Regions from separate parts of the Homo sapiens genome. Here all the other regions are linked to region 2. Evidence: read pairs that join two places in POLR2A ChIA-PET (ENCODE). Cell type or tissue: HepG2. All regions are shown on one strand. Region 1 overlaps MLLT1 (MLLT1 super elongation complex subunit). Region 2 overlaps DENND1C (DENN domain containing 1C). Region 3 overlaps NDUFA11 (NADH:ubiquinone oxidoreductase subunit A11).

What was found. ChIA-PET counts read pairs that join two places held together with the same protein. Peaks named below come from ENCODE experiments on the same cell type or tissue, not always from the same donor. Only the 100,000 strongest peaks of a DNase experiment are listed, where the experiment ranks them.
Region 1: POLR2A ChIA-PET joins it to region 2 with 5 read pairs; 6 of 35 experiments call an interaction of 5 or more read pairs at or near these places.
Region 3: POLR2A ChIA-PET joins it to region 2 with 5 read pairs; 4 of 35 experiments call an interaction of 5 or more read pairs at or near these places.

What each region holds. Positions count from the first base shown.
Region 1 is chr19:6,263,780-6,266,279 of GRCh38, reverse strand. The region is part of intron 2 of MLLT1 (MLLT1 super elongation complex subunit); the gene reads left to right. Among named protein-coding and RNA genes, the nearest start is that of MLLT1, 15 kb to the left of the region's middle. RefSeq lists an enhancer at 2,247-2,500. In HepG2, no CTCF peak of the experiment used is centred here; no DNase peak of the experiment used is centred here.
Region 2 is chr19:6,475,464-6,477,963 of GRCh38, reverse strand. It overlaps DENND1C (DENN domain containing 1C), which reads left to right. Exons shown (of 23, transcript NM_024898.4): 7 at 506-586; 8 at 681-746; 9 at 837-890; 10 at 997-1,107; 11 at 2,027-2,127; 12 at 2,213-2,258; 13 at 2,379-2,480. Among named protein-coding and RNA genes, the nearest start is that of DENND1C, 5.1 kb to the left of the region's middle. RefSeq lists an enhancer at 1,630-2,369. In HepG2, no CTCF peak of the experiment used is centred here; DNase peaks (open chromatin) are centred at 1,273 and 1,623.
Region 3 is chr19:5,898,011-5,900,510 of GRCh38, reverse strand. All of the region lies in intron 1 of NDUFA11 (NADH:ubiquinone oxidoreductase subunit A11), which reads left to right. Among named protein-coding and RNA genes, the nearest start is that of NDUFA11, 4.5 kb to the left of the region's middle. In HepG2, no CTCF peak of the experiment used is centred here; no DNase peak of the experiment used is centred here.

The sequences.
Region 1 (2,500 bases), 210 kb after region 2:
TTTGGAGACAGAATCTCATTCTGCCACCCAGACTGGAGTGCAGTGTTGTGATCACAGCTTACTGCAGCCTTGACCTTTGGGCTGAAGCAGTCCTCCTGCCTCAGCCTCCCAAGTAGCTGAGACTACTGGCCCGCCACCATACCCAGCTAACTTTTTTATTTTTTGCAGAGACGGGATTTCACCATGTTGCCCAAGTTGGTCTTGAACTCTTGGGCTTAAAATCTTCCCGCCTTGGCCTCCCAAAATGCTGGGATTACCGGCGTGAGCCACCATGCCCGGCTTAAGATCCAAAACTTTTTTTGAAACAGAGTCTCACTCTGTCGCCCAGGCTGGAGTGCAGTGGCGCGTTCTCGGCTCACTGCAACCTCCGCCTCCCGGGTTCAAGCGATTCTCCTGCCTCAGCCTCCTGAGTAGCTAGGACTACAAGCCCCCACCACCACCCTTGGCTAATTTTTGTATTTTTAGTAGAGACAGGGTTTCACCATGTTGGTCAGGATGGCCTCAATCTGTTAACCTCGTGATCCGCCTGCTGCAGCCTCCCAAAGTGCTGAGATTACAGGCATGAGCCATTGCACCTGGCCAAGATCCAAAACTTTTGTTGTTGTTGTTGAAACAGAGTTTCACTCTTGTTGCCCAGGCTGGAGTGCAATGGCGCGATCTTGGCTCACTGCAACCTCCGCCTCCCAGGTTCAAGCTATTCCCCTGCCTCAGCCTCCCGAGTAGCTGGGATTACAGGCGTGCACCACCTCACCTTGCTAATTTTGTATTTTTATTAGAGATGGGGTTTCTCCATGTTGGTCAGGCTGGTCTTGAACTCCTGACTTCAGGTGATTCGCCTTCCTCAGCCTCCCAAAGTACTGGGATTACAGGCGGGAGCCACTGCACCCAGCCGATCCAAAACTTTTTGAGTGCTGACATGATGCTCAGAAAATGCTCACTGGAGCATTTTAGATTTTGGATTTTTGGGATGCTGAACCAGAGGAATGCGAATATTCCAAAGTCTGAAAAATCCCAAATTCACAACACTCCTGCTCCCAAACATTTTGGGAGTATATATCACTTAGTGCTATGAAGGCGTTGTGTTAGTATCTTCTGGAAAGTCTGATGCCATTCGGTCCTCATCCCATTATATGTGACCTGTTTTTTTCTGTGGAAACATTTAGGATGTTTTTATGTTTTTAGGACGCTTGCTTTATGACATCATGTTTTTTTTTGTTTTTTTGTTTTTTTGTTTTTTTTTTGCTGTTCACTATGTTTTGTGACATTTGAGTGTCTTTCATTTTAGCTCTGAAAGTTTCCTTCTATTTATTTGACAGTTTCCTTCCATCTGTTTATTTCCTCTCTTTTTTTCTTTCTGGGATCCTCATTTTTTTTTTTTTTTTTTTTTAACAGAGTTTCGCTCAGTCACCTAGGCTGGAGGGCAGTGGCACTATCTTGGCTCACTGCAACCTCCACCGCCTGGGTGCAAGTGATTCTCGTGCCTCAGCCTCCCAAGTAGCTGGGATTACAGGTGCGCACCACCACGCCTGGCTAATTTTTTGTATTTTTAGTAGAGAATGTCATCCAGGTTGGCCTTGAACTCCTGGTGTCAAGTGATCCTCCCACCTCGGCCTCCCAGAGTGCCTAGGATTACAGGTGTGAGCTGTGGTGCCTGGCTGTAATTTCCCCTTTTAGAAGTATCTTATTTTTATTTGTTGGATATATATCTCCTTGAATCTGAGGACATTGACTCTTGGTTTTTATTTTTTTTCTTTCTTTTTGTCAAACTCTCTGTGGTCTCCAAATTATTTGTTTGCTCGGGCTCTTTCCTCCTGGTGGGAGCTCCTGAGCGTTATGTGATGGGAGGGTGGGTTCTGCCTATCCACAGGCCTGAAGGCTCACGGGCCTCCTGATTTCCTAATGAGTAAGGCCTTCCTCGGGGTCTGGTTTCCACGCTGCAAGTTTCAGCTTCCCCCTGATAGTTGGCTCCTTGAGACACAGAACCATCTCAATTTCTCCAGAGGGAAACCTGAAACTTCCTGGGGTGGGGAGGGGTGGAGGGGGAATGGGCGGGAAGGAGGATGGGCAGGAGGGAGGGATCCCAGGGCTCCTGTGCCCAACACAGCCTTTCAGTTTGCCCTTTTGTTTTTTTTTAATAACCGCTTTATGGAGATGTAATTTACACATCATAAAATTCACTCTTGTAATGTGTACAGTTAGCGTTTTCAGTATATTCACATAGTTGTGCGGCCATGACCACTGATTCCATCACTGCTGTCTAATTCCAGAACATTGCTGTCACCCCAGGGAGAAGCTCAGGCCCCGCAGTGGCAGTCGCTCCCCTGCTCCCACCCTCCTCCCCCACCGTGCTCCCTTTCCCTCCCCCAGCTTTCATCCTCACTCCTGCCCTCCGCTCAGCCAGTCCAGGACCTTCAGCCTTCTGGCACCAGTGGCTGTCCCTGCCCTGCGGCGCCCCCATGGCAGACTCTGAGCCGTCGCCTCCTTGTCCTGCCCCTTGCCC
Region 2 (2,500 bases):
AGCTGGGACTATAGGCGCGGCCCACCAGCCCGGCTAATTTTTTTTTTTTTTTTTGTACTTTTAACAGAGACGTGTTTTCACTATGTTGGCCAGGCTGGACACGGACTCCTGGCCTCAGGTGATCCGCATGCCTCAGCCTCCCAAAGGGTTGGGATTACAGGCGCGAGCCACCGCGCCCGGCCTACAAGGAAAAATTTAAATTAAAAAATTTAAAAAGCCGGGCGCGGTGGCTCACGCCTGTAATTGTAGCCCTTTGGGAGGCCGAAGCAGCAGGATCCCTTGAGCCCAGGAGTTCAAGACCAGCCTGGGCAACATAGGGAGACTTTGTCTCTATTATTATTATTATTATTATTATTAATTTCTTTTAAAGAAAGAAAAAAAAAAACTCCCAGGACTGACCTGAGCCCTTGGCTCCTCCCAGACCACTCAACCTTAGTCATAGCCCTCGGAATCCCCAATCCCCACATCTGGCTCAGCCACCCCCGCCCCTCCACGTCCCACCCAGGTCACCGAGGCAGAGGAACTTCTTCAAAATCTGTTTCAGCAGTCCCTGTCTGGGCCCCAGGCCTCAGTGGGGCTTGAGCTGGTGAGTAGCTCCCATTCCCTGGGCGCTGGACCTTAGGTGGATGGGAAGGCTGCGTCCCAGCCATCATGACCACAGAGTCGTGCCTCTTCCCCAGGGCAGCGGAGTGACGGTCTCCAGCGGGCAGGGTATCCCCCCCCCTACCCGGGGGAATAGCAAGCCGGTGAGCGGGGCTCGGGGACCCTGGAAGGTCGGGGGTCCAGGTGAGGCCAGCCTCCTGACTGATTGATCCCCCTGCCAATACCCCCACCAGCTTTCCTGCTTCGTGGCCCCGGACTCCGGCCGCCTGCCATCCATCCCTGAGAACGTGAGTGGGGAGGGGTCTCTGGGGGTGAGAACAGGTCCCGAAACCCGGACCGGGGATGCAAGATCCAGGGGCCCGTCCACGCCCAGAGCGACTCTCTGATCCTCAGAGGAACCTAACGGAGCTGGTGGTGGCCGTGACTGACGAGAACATCGTGGGGCTGTTCGCGGCGCTCCTGGCCGAGAGAAGAGTCCTGCTCACCGCCAGCAAACTCAGCACCGTGAGGCGGGGTCCGCCGGGCCGGGGTGGGAGCAGGGCCTGGCTCCGCCCCGGGGGGCGGGACAAGGGGGCTGATTCCTGGCTCTAACCCTACTGCGCGAGACCCGAGGGCGAAGTCCTGGCCCCGCCCCTTCGAAGGTCTTGGAGAGTTGAACTCTGGCCCCGCCCTCGTGGGAGGGGGCTGCGCTGCAGCTCCTCCTTTTTGGGAGTACTGTGCTCAGGCTCCACCCACTATGGGCCGCAACACGTCTGGCTCCACCCCTCCGGACCCTCAGGGACACTGAGAACTAGGGACTTATACACGTGGGAATCCAGGGACCCAGGGACCCAGGGACTCAGGGACTCAGAGATCTGAGGACCCAGGGACCCGAATACCCAGGGACCTAGGAACACAGGGACTCAGATAACAAGGGGCGCAAAAAACTAGAGACCCATACTCCCAGGGACCCTGAAACCCAGGGTCAAAGGCAGACGTGGAGACTGGCTCCACCCCTAGGGGCGGGGCCAAATGATTGCCTTCCGGCTCCACCTCTTTGGGTGGGGTTACGTCTTGGATCCACCCCTAGGGGCGGGACAAGGGCGGTCTACGTCATAGCTCCACCTCTTTCGGGGTGGAGTCAGTGGAGGCTCAGTCCTTGCTCTACCTGCATGGGGAAGACTCAGGGGTGTTGCCTATTAACTGCGCCCCTTACAGAGAGGGATCAGGACGGTATGAGTCCTGGCTTCACCCGCTTAAAGCACTGTAAGTGGCCAAATTCCTGGTCTCCACATGATTTCTAAAGGGGTTCGAGTTGTCACTCATTATCCAGCAGTGGATGGGGAGGGGGAACAGGAGACTGGGGACGTGGGAAATGCAGCTGGAAGAGACCTCGCGCTAGAGGGTCCAGGCCCTGACTCCACGCCCCGCCATCGCTCCCCAGCTGACCTCGTGCGTCCACGCGTCCTGCGCGCTCCTGTACCCCATGCGCTGGGAGCACGTGCTGATCCCCACGCTGCCCCCACACCTGCTGGACTACTGCTGGTGAGCGAGGGCAGCTGGGAGGGGCAGGGCCTGTGGGCAGGCCCTGGGGGCGGTGCCTGCATGACCCCGTCCCCTCGGTCCGCAGCGCGCCCATGCCCTACCTCATTGGAGTGCACGCCAGTCTCGCCGAGGTGAGCGTGGATCTACCCAGACGACGGGGACGTGAGGGTTCCCCCTTCCTCTACATCCCCAGATGCCCTCCTCTGCCAAGGACTCCCGGGCTCTGAGCGGCCGACCCCGCTTTTCCGCAGAGAGTACGAGAAAAAGCCCTGGAGGACGTCGTGGTGCTGAACGTGGACGCCAATACCTTGGAGACGACCTTTAACGACGTGCAGGCGCTGCCTCCAGACGTGGTCAGTGTCGCCCCTCCCAC
Region 3 (2,500 bases), 580 kb after region 2:
GGAGATAAATTGTTTCCTGGCTGGCTTCCCTGAGTTGGGGACCCTGGACGGCGGGGAGACTATACTCAGCAGAGCCCAGGACCTGTGGGCACATGATAACTATGGATGAATGAATGAATGAATGAATGAAGCATCTTGTGGGCACCATTTGTGAGTGAATGAATGAGTGAATGTGGCACCTTGTTAGGTACTCGGTAACTTTGTGAATGAATGAATGAGTGGCAGTAGCTGAATGAATGAATGAATTCACACTGGGTCTGGCGGTCACTGTGGGAGGCTCAGAGGAAACCAGCAGTTTCCCTTCAGAGGGAAGGGGGCCTTTTGAAGGGCGCTGGGGGCTCCTGGAGGGGTGGATATGGCAGGACACCACAGCTGGATGACAGCTGGGGCAGAGTTGGGGTGGGGCAGTCCTTGACCTCTATGGGATAATCAGGGGGTCCCAGCTCGTCCACTCCCAGTTCAAGGACTTTGGAAGGGATGGAGGATGGTGGGCGCACTCACCGTGTCAGGTGTGCTCCATGAGCTAGGGGTCCCTTGGTCAGGACAGCTGGCATGTGGGGGTGGTGTAAGGAGGTTCCGCCCAGGAGTCCCTCGGTGACAGTTCTGGGGGCGTCACTGAGTCTTGTCGGTGGTTCCCTCTTGAGATGAGAGGGTTATAAGACTGTCATGGCTGGCCCAGCCCTGGATCAGGACTTTTCAGGTCCCAGGCAGGGCTGGCAGTCCCCTCCCATTAAGAATCTTCAAGTCCGGGCATGGTTGCTCAGGCCTTTAATCCCAGCACTTTGGGAGGCTGAGGTGGGTGGATCACCTAAGGTCAGGAGTTTGAGACCAGCCTGGCCAACATGGTAAAACCCCGTCTCTACTAAAAATACAAAAAATAATAATAATAATAATTAGCTGGGCATGGTGGCAGGCGCCTGTAATCCCAGCTACTCAGGAGGCTGAGGTGGGAAAATTGAACCAAGGAGGCAGAGGTTGCAGTGAGCCAAGTTTGCACCACTGCACTCTAGCCTGGGCAACAGAGCAAGACTGTCTCAAAAAAAAAAAAAAAAAAAAAAAGAGTCCGGGCGCGGTGGCTCACGCCTGTAATCTCAGCACTTTTGGGAGGCCGAGGCGGGCGGATCACGAGGTCAGGAGATGGAGACCATCCTGGCTAACACGGTGAAACCCCGTCTCTACTAAAAATACAAAAAATTAGCCAGGCGTGGTGGCGGGCGCCTGTAGTCCCAGCTACTCGGGAGGCTGAGGCAGGAGAATGGTGTGAACCCAGGAGGCGGGGCTTGCAGTGAGCCGAGATAGCGCCACTGCACTCCAGCCTGGGCGACAGAGCGAGACTCTATCTCAAGAAAAAAAAAAAAAAAAGAATCTTCATAGACTCCAGCTCTCTTTCAATTAGTAAATACATAAAAGAATTTGGAAGGGGGGGATGTGTGTGTGTGTGTGTGTGCACTGACTGAAGTGTGACTGAGGATGGGGCTGCTGGGCCAGGAGCAGGTGGGGAGTCCTGGGGGGACGGCTGTACTGGACTCCAGTCCCTTACCGTGGATGCAGTAGCAACCCCCTTTCCTGCCACAGCCCCCAGACCTGGCACTCCGCTCCATCCACCTTTCTTTCTTTTTTTTTTTTTTTTTTATTTTGAGACGGAGTCTCACTCTGTCCCCCAGGCTGGAGTGCAGTGGCGCAATCTTGGCTCACTGCAGCCTCCGCTTCCTGGGTTCAAGTGGTTCTCCTGACTCAGCCTCCCAAGTAGCTGGGACTACAGATGTGTACCACCATGCCTGGCTAATTTTTGTATTTTTAGTAGAGAAGGGATTTCACCATGTCGGTCAGGCTGGTCTCAAACTCCTAACCTCAAATGATCCGCCCACCTTGGCCTCTTAAAGTGCTGGGATTACAGGCGTGAGCCACTGCGCCTGGTCCTCCATCCACCTTTCTGAGGTCGAGCAGGAATCCCAGGGGTTGGTGTAGGATTAGGAGAAACCAGATCCACAAGGTACTCTTTATATGTGGTCCCTTTCTCTGCATCCTGGGTCTCAGTTTCCCCATCTGTGCTTGTGGGGAGCAGATGGTCCCTCCTATGGGCTGCTCTGAATATGTGCTCACCCCACTGCTGGATGTGAGAGTCCCCTCAGTCGCTCTTGAGGGACAGAACCAACATGAGCTGAATTGGATCTGAGGCTAGGGTGCTGTTGGGGGGGGTCACTGCCAGGCCTGGCATGTCCCATGGGTCCCTTGAAGCTGGATGGGGAACTGGGGTGGAGCCCACTCCCCTGGGGCAGTCGTGGTGGGTGAAGCATAGGCTGTGGTCAGACCTGCCTGGCGTCCAGGCTCGCTGTGCTGGGTGACCTCTGGAGAATTGCTTTACATCTCGGAGGTCCCTTCACCTCCCGTGAAGGAGGGGATAACGGGACTGAGCCCATCGGGCCCCGAGAAGGATGAGGGCCCTTGTGGCCCATCCCTGGCAGTTCTGTTTTCTCTGGGATGGGCTGGCCCGAGGAGG